2 separate regions of the Homo sapiens genome follow, and region 1 is linked to region 2. A link is a contact called in ENCODE Hi-C or POLR2A ChIA-PET data. All regions are on one chromosome and are shown on one strand. The core of a region is the stretch at or near the end of the contact, and the rest is flanking DNA. Distances in the headings are between cores, read along the strand shown. Region 1 overlaps SLC1A2 (solute carrier family 1 member 2). Region 2 overlaps CD44 (CD44 molecule (IN blood group)).

What was found. A loop is a pair of places that touch in the nucleus more often than their neighbours do. ChIA-PET counts read pairs that join two places held with the same protein, here RNA polymerase II (POLR2A). Pooled maps may share reads with other maps.
Region 1: a map with no recorded cell type shows a loop between it and region 2 (3-fold over the local background). The contact joins two enhancer-like sites. A Hi-C loop is called at or near these places in 3 of 168 maps with a recorded cell type or tissue (aorta, natural killer cell and tibial artery), 2 of 37 single-sample maps with no recorded cell type and 3 of 50 pooled maps. POLR2A ChIA-PET finds 5 or more read pairs at or near these places in 5 of 52 experiments (CD8-positive, alpha-beta T cell, T-cell, activated T-cell and 2 more).

What each region holds. Positions count from the first base shown.
Region 1 is chr11:35,255,489-35,260,644 of GRCh38, reverse strand. SLC1A2 (solute carrier family 1 member 2) reads left to right here. Exons shown (of 11, transcript NM_004171.4): 11 at 1-5,156. Among named protein-coding and RNA genes, the nearest start is that of SLC1A2-AS1, 24 kb to the left of the region's middle. Within about 2 kb of position 3,189, at least 5 of the 41 ENCODE cell types and tissues checked have a DNase peak (open chromatin) inside an H3K27ac peak, as active enhancers do.
Region 2 is chr11:35,180,009-35,185,328 of GRCh38, reverse strand. It overlaps CD44 (CD44 molecule (IN blood group)), which reads right to left. Exons shown (of 18, transcript NM_000610.4): 3 at 4,922-5,055. Among named protein-coding and RNA genes, the nearest start is that of SNORD164, 20 kb to the right of the region's middle. Within about 2 kb of position 2,813, at least 3 of the 41 ENCODE cell types and tissues checked have a DNase peak (open chromatin) inside an H3K27ac peak, as active enhancers do.

The DNA of each region.
Region 1 (5,156 bases), core at 1,940-4,439, 75 kb before region 2:
AGGAATCAGTTGGAATTGAAGACACGTTCTTGCCAGCTTCCCTTTTCTCCCAAGATGCAGAAATGTGGATGCTCTTTTCCCAGGGGACATGAGTAAAGCAGTGTGGTACACTCCAGGGACTTGGGAAAATGAGCAAACACACAGCGTGTTATTCCTTAAAGTGTTCTCCATGTCTCGCCTTGTTATGCACAAGAGATTCTATTAAAAGCCTCTAGAAGTAACTCCCCTTAAAATGTCTAGTAAAGCTTGCACATGGATTGATTAAAAGCAAATACCTGTCTTAGGGAATTCTGACAATTTATCTTCCATATGCTCTTTAAGTAAAATGTTTCAAAGACAGTTTTAAAGGGAGCCATGCTCTTAAAGGCAGTTGATTAAAGAACCTGTTACATCTCTGCCTTACCCTGTGTAATCTGTGAGAACAATGGTTGAAATTTCAAAGTATGTTTCATTATTCTTTCTAAATTTGATAATTGATTAGGAAGTATTTTATATATAACCACTGTAGATATTGACAAAAGTAAGAGAGCACAGTCAACATAAAGTTTAACCAGAGTTAAATATTCAAATTTATTTATGTTCGGTTTGCCTTCACCTGGTGTAGTAAAATCAAATGAGATTATTTGGTATGTGTTTTGCTTTGTTTAACCCAAAAGATTATTTTTTGGTTCCTAAAGAAAAAGATATTTTTAATCTGTCAATTATTTCAGTCATCATCTCATCGTCCTAGAAAGCCTGGTCATTTTACTGTCCTCACACATGGAAGACACTTGTGTTGGCTGTGCCTCTTTTAATGTCATCTCTTGATGAAACAAAAATACTGGTATTTATCCAATATGTTGAAAGCGTTTTGTTATCTTCTATCAAAGCACATAAAACCAGTTATAGGACACAGTTGGAAGCAGAGCCAGTCTTCCTCCTCAGTCTTCTCAGTAGAAAGGAACAGAAAACAAACATCTGTGCAAAACCCTATAAAAGTGATATTCCTATGGCAGAGTCCAGGCAGCCTTGAACAATGACATGGCAACAAAGGATGGCTCTGTACAACTTCACAGATGGAATCTTGTTTAAGGCTGTGAAGTTTTAAGGAATAAATAATATAATTGGTGTAGCACAGTGCCTTGCATGCAGTAGGCAGCCAACAAATCCTTAATGATTGGTAATGCAAGCTAAAATTTTTAATGTCTCTACTATCCTTTTTTATTGAATAACGCACAGTATTTTCCTAAGGTTGCTGGGTTTGGGAGTAAGCTTGGGACTTGAATCATTGAGAAATAAAGCACATTTGACTCTAAGAAGTATGTAGAACCTTGTTTATAGGTGAGAATAGGCTGTATTATATGAAACCAGCGGAGGGATGCTGAGACAGTCATGGTTTATAGAATCCAAATTCTCTGAGATGAGGGTGCTTATGGACCTCAAATAGCCTTTCTTATCTGCTCCTTGTGACTTCTCTCTTTTAAATCAGATACCTTTGAAACATACAAGAGACATGAGATTCCAGTTGTTTTTGTCTCCTAAACCCTAGTGATTTTTGGATAAGGATCACTACTGAACAGTATTAGGCAACTTTTCATTTTTGCTTTTCAAATGACATTGGTCTTTATTTCCAGTAGATGGGCAGTAAACAGGGTCAGGGTGGTCAAGGGATATGATTAAGTGTAGTAGTAGAAAATGCATTCTTTTTTTTTTTTTTTTTTTAGACAGAGTCTTGCTCTGTTGCTCAGGCTGGAGTACAGTGGCACGATCTCAGCTCACTGCACTGCAATGTCCACCTCTCTAGTTCAAGCGATTCTCCTGTCTCAGCCTCCCGAGTAGCTGGGACTACAGGCACATGCCACCATGCCTGGCTAATTTTTTGTATTTTTAGTACAGATGGGTTTCATTATGTTAGCCAGGATGGTCTCGATCTCCTGACCTCATGATCCACCCGCCATGGCCTCCCAAAGTGCTGGGATTACAGGCGTGAGCCACCGTGCCCGGCCAGAAAATACATTCTTTACAGCAAATGTTATAGGTTAAGGAGACAGTTCCTGGGTTTAGCTGTGAAACTGTTTAGGATTTTCTTTAAGTGGTGTTCCCAAGAGCTTTTTTCTGGTAAGTTGGAGGCTATAGGCAAAGCGTCTAGGAGCTTGTTGTTTTTTGCTATGGAAGGCCAGCTTTGGGATCTATATACATGGGCATGTTTCTCAATGGAGTGGTCACAGGATTCTCTTCTCAGAACTCTGCCTGAAACCTTTCCGGTGTGTTTTGTCTTCAACTTTTTCCTAGCTATCCTATTAGCCTGTAAATATGTCAGCAGACAATGTGTTTGGAAGAAACAAGGTGTACAACTTCACAAAGCAAGTTTTTTCTGGTCTGAGACTTACTGTGTGCAGGAAGTCTCGTGAGAATATACTTAGAAAATCACACTTATCTGGAAATTCAATAAGTCATATTAAAAATATACAATTTCTTGAACTCAGGACTAGCCTGAAAATCCAAAATGCATGTAGAGTTGACATGTTGACATATGTCTATGTCCTCTGTTTTTATTTAAGCCTCATTTATTTCTCCCTTGCCATGCCCATTTGGGATTTTCTTTGCCCAGCATATGTGCCATAAACAGAACAAATGGATCCAGGGTATACCTCTAATAACCTTTATCTAAATAGAATACATTTAACCTGTCAATTATATGTATAGATTTATCCTAATTGGTTCAACATATATATGAATGCTTGTAATAGTCTGTTACTATTTGATAATGCATAAATGTTATATTTATATACAGTTACAGCAGGCCAGAAACATACATACACTGCATCCTGTAAGGTCTGTAAATCAGGGCTTCGGCAATGCCATTTTGCTATAGACTCATTCATGTTTTTTAGGAATCAGAATCATTTCAGGAGAAAACCAACTAAGTAGACTTTAATTCTTCTCTTTCTCATTCTTGCCCTTTGAGAAACCCAAGTGGAATCATCACTTAATTACTTACTCAAATTCAATGAATCAAATCCAATCCAATCAGTGAGAAGAATAGCTTATCTTTCAAGGTAATACTTTACCTTAGATCTTTGAGGGCATGCTTCCCATACAAAGAGCATCAGAAAATCAGGGCAATCATCTAGATCTCACAGATCTTCAACATAGGACTCTAGGTTATGAGAGCTGAACCACATAGCTATCAGTTTCAGTTTTTACTTCCTATTGAGTGTGTAGAAACACAGCCTATGGTTTTGCTGTCTGCGGAAGTTACCATACCCTGTAAAAGACAAATATTTCTTTCTCCTCTCGAACCACTAGTCAGCCTGGATATTCATGAAAGCTGAAAGAAGGGGTGCCAAAATGCCTAGCTCCTGGATTTAGACTCATGGAATATGAGAAAGGCTTAGGGAAAATTCAAGTCATGGGGAGATTCCTGCTAGGTGATGCCAGGAATCTCAATGACCTGTTGATTAGAGGGTCTCTGGTCATTTCCACTTGTGTGTGGAGAAATACATCATTTGCATATGTATCTAGTCAAGAAGCCCTTTTGGAGCAAAGTGGTTGGGAAACTCATTTACTGGGTCCACCAAAGGAAACCCAATTCTGCCATGTTTTTGCAAATACTACACGTCCCTTTGCTCTCAATAGCAAAAGTGATGTTATAGTTTTTTTTACTTTTGTCAGAATCAAGGCTTCGGCCACCTGTGCAATATTTTCCCATGGAATGCAGCAGTAAATCCAAGTAGGTATATCCGTGCTCAGAGAGAATTCTCCATAGTTCTGACTCCTGAAAAACAAGTCTCATTAGCTCTCATCTAGTTTGATGACTAAAAGTGCACAGCAGTTATACCCCAGTGGAAGTGATTTTTCTCACCTAGCTGCTCTCTAACTCTTACGGCTATCTAGTTGTCTGAGCTGCTGGTTTGTTTTACTTATTCTCCAACTGAACTCATTCCAAACCAAGAAAAAGGACCAAATGAAATTTTCAGTTATTATCATACTTGCTCCTTGAATAAGAATGCTAGAGTCTGGAGGCAGAAGAAGACTAAGTTAAAAAAAAAACAGCCTGAAGGAATTCTGGAGTGAGTTTTGTAAGTCTAATTGTCAAAGAAGATAAATGGTCTCAGTATCTGTAGTAATTTCTGGTTAAGCCTAGAGGGATCACTGAGTGCCAATCCAAGCAGGTGGCACTAGAGGCAGATTGTTCTCCTAGCATAGAGTGAGTTTCCAGCTGCTCATGACACATTTTCTTATGATTTTCCCTAAAAGAAAACCAAATTTTCTACTCCACCTCTTCCTTTCCTATCATTCCACTTATTGTTGCTGCTTTGCTAACAGCCAGCTTAGTAAGCCATCACACAAGTTAGTGTGAGGCTTGGTTTTAAAATAGATAACAGAGAATCTTGATTAAATAGTATCCAACTTTGTAGCATAACACAGCTAATTCAGGCAATGACATAGAGATGATAAGAAACAACATGGTTTGGTAGAGGGAACATTTGATTTAGACTCTGCCCATTTTTAGCTGTATGACTTACATAAGTCATTTTGTGTCCAAGCCTCATTTTCTCCCATATGAAAAGTGAAGGGGTTGGATTAAATGACTAAAATCCCCTTCCAGCCCTATGAGCCCAATGTATTATGATCTCTGCTTTGTTTCCTTCTTAAGAGGCTTCCTACTATAAAATGTGACCTATTTACATTTTAAGTTGAAGTAGCCCACAATAATGAATAATCAATTTAGATTTTTCTCATCTCCTTTGGGAGAAATTAAATTCAAGCCTCTATTCATTTGATGTTTTACAACAAGCTTCAAAGTTGGCCATGTTCATTCACAGTTTGATATTTTGAGACACCAATAAAAGTTTTTTAATAAAAGTTCCCTTGACTTAAACTCACCTTCCTAATAGAAGTAGTGATTTGGCTCACGGAAAAATGTTTCCAGAGTCAACATGAGAGGACTGGATGAACCTACAGCCTCACTCAAGCTGTTGCATCATTGCTGCTGTAGCAACAGAGCCCTCTCTGAATACCCAAAACACACAATTTTCTCCAACAATTCTAATTGCCCACCCAGTATGGGAATTTGAGAGCCTTTGGTGAATAACCTTGATCACTCTTTTGAAATTTGGTACAACACTTGCACAATCACGGCAACTGTTTGTAAATATCTTTTCTTCTCCGCC
Region 2 (5,320 bases), core at 1,564-4,063:
TGGAAAAAAACAGAAAGTTTTAGGAAACACCATTCTTGCAAAGCCTGTCCTAAAAGATTTCTCAGATTTCTTTAAAGAGAAGTATCACCTCCTTGGCGAGGCCATTCCTTACCATCCAATCTAAACTGCTTCATCACTCCCCCACACCTGTCACCATCACATAGCATCTTGCTCTCATTTCTTCTTCATGTTTACCACCATATAAACTTATCTTGTTCATCTTACTTGATGGCTGTTCATGGCACTTCTCTCAATCTCTGCCTTCTGCTACCTGCCTCCCTCCCTAGAAATGTATAAGCTCCACAGATGAGTAATAACTTTATCTGTCTTGGCCAGAACATTTATGTGTGATGGGGACAGAGAAACATGCAATAAAAATGTGTTGAATGGATGAAAAAAGAAAAAAGTACCGATATAATTTCCCAAGGGTCTATTCTTCCAGTAAACACACCTAAGATGTTAGCCCCCTAAATGCATCTCCAAATATGTACAGGTCACGCATTTAGATTATCCTTAAATGGTAATGCCATAAGAAATAATTAAAGGAAGTTACAGATATAACTCTTCATTTATTATTTTTAAGCATCTACTCAACACTTATATGCCAGACCATATAAAAGGAGAAAAGAAGATGAGCATGTTTCTGTCCCTGCTTCTGATAAACTCACAAGGTCATGGGGGACTGTAATAATTAATATTAATTTAGCTTTTTACAGTTTTCAAAAATATTTTCCAAAATTATTACACTTGAAAATAAGGGCATATAGCCAACCTGGGAGATTTAGGGGAGTATCTATCTTGTTTCTCTTGGAAATATCAGCAGAAACTGACGCAACCTATGAGATGCTTCTGATATTTGTATGTTGTGCATACCTGGAACCAGGCTTTGGATTATGGCTTCTTGATGCCAGGGATGAAACAATCTCCCCTAACTTCAAATATAACTGCAAGTAACAGTACACTGGGAATTTCCAGGCAGCAAGTTGTAATAGAATGGAGCATGATGTCACAAACCCTAAGACAGTTTTGTAAATTATTAGAGCATTTGTTCACATGGACCCCCTTCATGCTCCAATTCACCTTAACTTTTATAAAGAACATCAAATCTGGCAAATATGCTTAGTGGATTGACCCAAATGTGCAATTAACAGACTCATGCTCTCATGTCGGATTCCAGGGCCTTATTAGATAGCCTTTCTTTCCATTTAATGAGCTCTGTACTGCTTGGAAAGCTAGACCTGGTGAGGTGTTCCTGAATCTGAGGACTTGTTAGAAATTCTCTGAGGTGGGCTTTCTCATAAACCTTGGCTTCAACACACCAAAATAACCAAGAGAAACATTAATTATTCAGTCTAACCACTAATCTCTGGTTGCCAGATAGAAAGGCACCCTCTTCAATGCTTGATACATTTTAGGTATCTCATAAATATTCTCAAATAGTTGTTGAATAAAGGAGGAAATGGATAAACAAGTACATGTAGAATCTTCCCTTTAATTCTACCCTCAAAAGAAAATGAGGCACTTGACTGAAAGCAAGCTTAATAAATGAATCAATTCAAGTCAGTTCTGTGTTCACACAGAAGTCACCAGGCTCACGTTGGGCCTCAACCACTGAAAATGAGGGAAAAAAAATCACAAAGGCCTTTTCAAGTTCTGCCTTATTTTCATTTGTTAGCCACAGGCCATGTTTTCTAAAAATACTGCTAAAACTTAAGCTTATGGAAGCTATCTACTAAGATCAAGCTGACTTTTATCCCTGTAGCCGTTTTATGGGGGGGATCACAGCACTGGGACATGACCACCTGCTAGCAGCTTTCAGGCTAAATTAGATTCAGGGATCCTTGCAATGAAATCTTTGCATAGGGCAGTTTATCAAAATCTTTAGCTCACTTAATACCCCTATCATCTGACTCTAATCCAAGACATTCAGAATTTATTTATCCTTAAACACATTTATCCTCTTCTCCAGTTTCTTTCTTTTTTTTTTTTTGTCTCATTGCTTCAACAAGATTGTTAACTCCTTTAAGACAAGAAATGTAGCCTCCAGTTCTTTCTTACTCCATCTCTGCCTAGTGCAGTACTGAGCACATAGAGGTGATCAATAAATATTCCCTTTAAACTTAAATAAAAACTTACAAAAGTAGCCATCAATATCGAGTCAATTTGGAAAATAGACAAAAGGAAAAATATTACTTCTAGCTTTATTATTTAATTCATCCATTTTAGTAAGGAACATACCCCCTGTACTTCTCAAGCTTTTCAACTGAACTAACCCTCCAAAGAGAAGAAAATTAATCAATGCTCTTGCTCCCAACTCCAGGTATGGGCCCAACCTCATGAACAAAATTAAGGATAGAAACAAGTCTCAGTCGCAGCCTGCCTAGATGGCTTCGATGCCAGGCAATAAAACAGTGTGAGCTTCTATCTGAGTTGAGGTTCCTTTTAGCAAGTGAAACCAACTTGCAAAACAGGTAAGACAATGTGGGTATGCAACTACATAATTTATTGCATACATTCACTCAGCAAGACTCAATGGGAGATGCAATAAGCAGTGCCCAGAGACTCAGGAGTGTATAGCCTCATGCCAGCCCTTTCCCAATGAGTCAACCTCTTCATCTAAAGCACAAGCTTTTCCCAATGTCTCCCTCTGACCTGTTGCACTGAGATGGAGCTAGCTAGACCACATGTTGCTCTATGTCTATTTCTTACTTTTTTATATGTGGTTTTCTCATTATAATATCATTAGAACGACATGCTAGACATGGGTATGGGAACTGAGTATGTATGAGTCGTGTACTACTTAGTGTTAATTGGACTCCCTTCCCTTTAGTCAAACTCCATTTGTGTTCTTCACTCATATAACAGGGAGGAGTAAACATTCTACAGTTTTCTGTTCCTGTTTCGTATGTCTCTCGATAGATTCAGTGACCTGTAAATTTTTGTCAAAATCTACTGGCTTCACGCACTCCATTTCAACTAGCCAGCCCTGATACTTTGTCCTAAACTCTAGATTTCTTCTCTGAATTTCCACTCTGATCCCTACTGTTCACACAACAAAGGGTAGGTGGTGTAGACTAAAGCCACTGATGTAATCTCACAATTAATTTTAATTTTTGGGTTTTTTTTAGTAGTGAGTAGAAGAAAGATCTCATAATTAAGTTGATGTCCTTTTTATAGTTTAAAAATCCATGCAGCTTTTTATATTTTACTACCATATATATGGTATATGTATATTTATATTTGATGTATATGGTATATATATCTGTGATATCTTGATTTTATATATATAAATGTGTATATATTTATATATACATATATACATATATATAAATATAAATTTATATATAATATATAATATTTATATATATAAAATTTATATATATTATATATAATTTATATATAATATAATATATAATATATATTATATATTATATTATATATAGAATTATATATAATATATATATATAAATTTATATATAAATATAATTTTTATATATTTATAATATATATTTAAATATATAAATATAATTTATATATAAATTTATATAAATAAATATAAATATATAAATATAAATTTATATAAATGAATATAAATATATAAATATAAATAAATATTTATAAATATATATAAATAAATATATATATAAATATATATATATGTATATGTATATATCTGTGTTTGTCTCAGGCTGATAATGTCTTAAGTCCCTTTCCAGCTAATTTAACATCCCCTTCACATCTTTAGGGAAAACTGACACTCCAGCAAGATGTACCAAGTTTACCTCAAGGCTTCATCTTTCCCTTCACCCAACTTCAAACCTTCCATGGGAACAGAAGGCCCAGTTTAAGAGGTAAGACTTTTGATAGTTGGCATCGAGATATTTGACATTTATATTTTGATCCTTCTCAAAAAATTCTGAAAATTCATGATGCATAGAATTCTTTAATTTTGCTAGGACTTGAATAAGGCTCATAAGCCTGATTTTCTAGGTTAATGGTTGGGAGAAAGTCACAAAGACATAGAGAAAGGCTGGCCTGTGTCCTAGCATCTACATCTTAACTTAGGTTTCTTCTTCTCTGGTTCTTTCAACTGTTGGGTAAGGGATATTTAAGAAGGTCAAAGGCATACCATATACTCTCCAAGGCTTTTTTCCAGCCCTCTCATATAATAAATACCTCTCAGCTAAGACATTTGACTTACACCCCAAAGCTATCATTAGATTCATGTCACTCCCTTATTCAAAACCTGTAATGACTTCCCATCACACTGAGAATGAATCACCCCGTTAGCTGGCCCTTGCTTAGCTCTCTGACTTTATTCCTTGGCATTCTCCCTTCTGAGCACTGATATTCTCAGAACAGTCCAGGAGGCACTTTCCCTGACCACCTTCTCAGAAAATAAAAGCATCCCTAGCACTCATTAGCCTCGTATTTTGCTTTCTTTTTTATAGCACTTTTATCACTTTCAGACTTCATATAGGGCAAGCTTGTCCAACCTGCGGCTCACAGGCCTTGTGTGGTCCAGGATGACTTTGAATGTGGTCCAACACAAACCCGTAAACTTTCTTAAAACATTATGAGATTTTTTTTGTGTGATTTTTGTTTGTGTTTTAGCTTATCAGCTACTCTTAGTTTTAGTGTAATTTATGTGGGGCCCAAGACAATTCTTCTCCCAATGTGACCTAGGGAAGCCAAAAGATTGGACAGTCCTGAATGGTATTTAATATTTATTTGTTTATTGTTTGCCTCCCCAATTTAGCATGTAAGCTCCATGGAGACAGGAATGTTGGCTCTGCTGTACAGATATTCAGTGAGCATTTGTTATGTAAATGGAGGCTACATGAATCCCCACTTAAGCTGAGCTCCAAAGACCAGGCTCCCACAGCCTTTCACGCCAACAGACACCCCCCTGAGAACCAACCTGAAGCATTGAAGCAATATGTGTCATACTGGGAGGTGTTGGATGTGAGGATGTACACCCCTGTGTTGTTTGCTGCACAGATGGAGTTGGGGTGGATCCGGGGAATCACCACGTGCCCTTCTATGAACCCATACCTGTAAGAGAAAAACAACAGGATATTGACCTAAATGGCTAAGATGGGAATTTCATAATATCCCATTCAATGACATTTAATGCCGTGCAACACTTCATTCAGTTCACCCCTAGGGATATCGGAGGTTTCAACAACCGAGTTATTTGAAATCCAAAAATAACAGCATAGAGAGGGAAAGAGATCAACAAGACTGATAGAAACAAAGTGATTTTATTTAGAGACCTATAAAGAGCTTTAAAAAAAAATCATGAAAGGAATAATTAGTT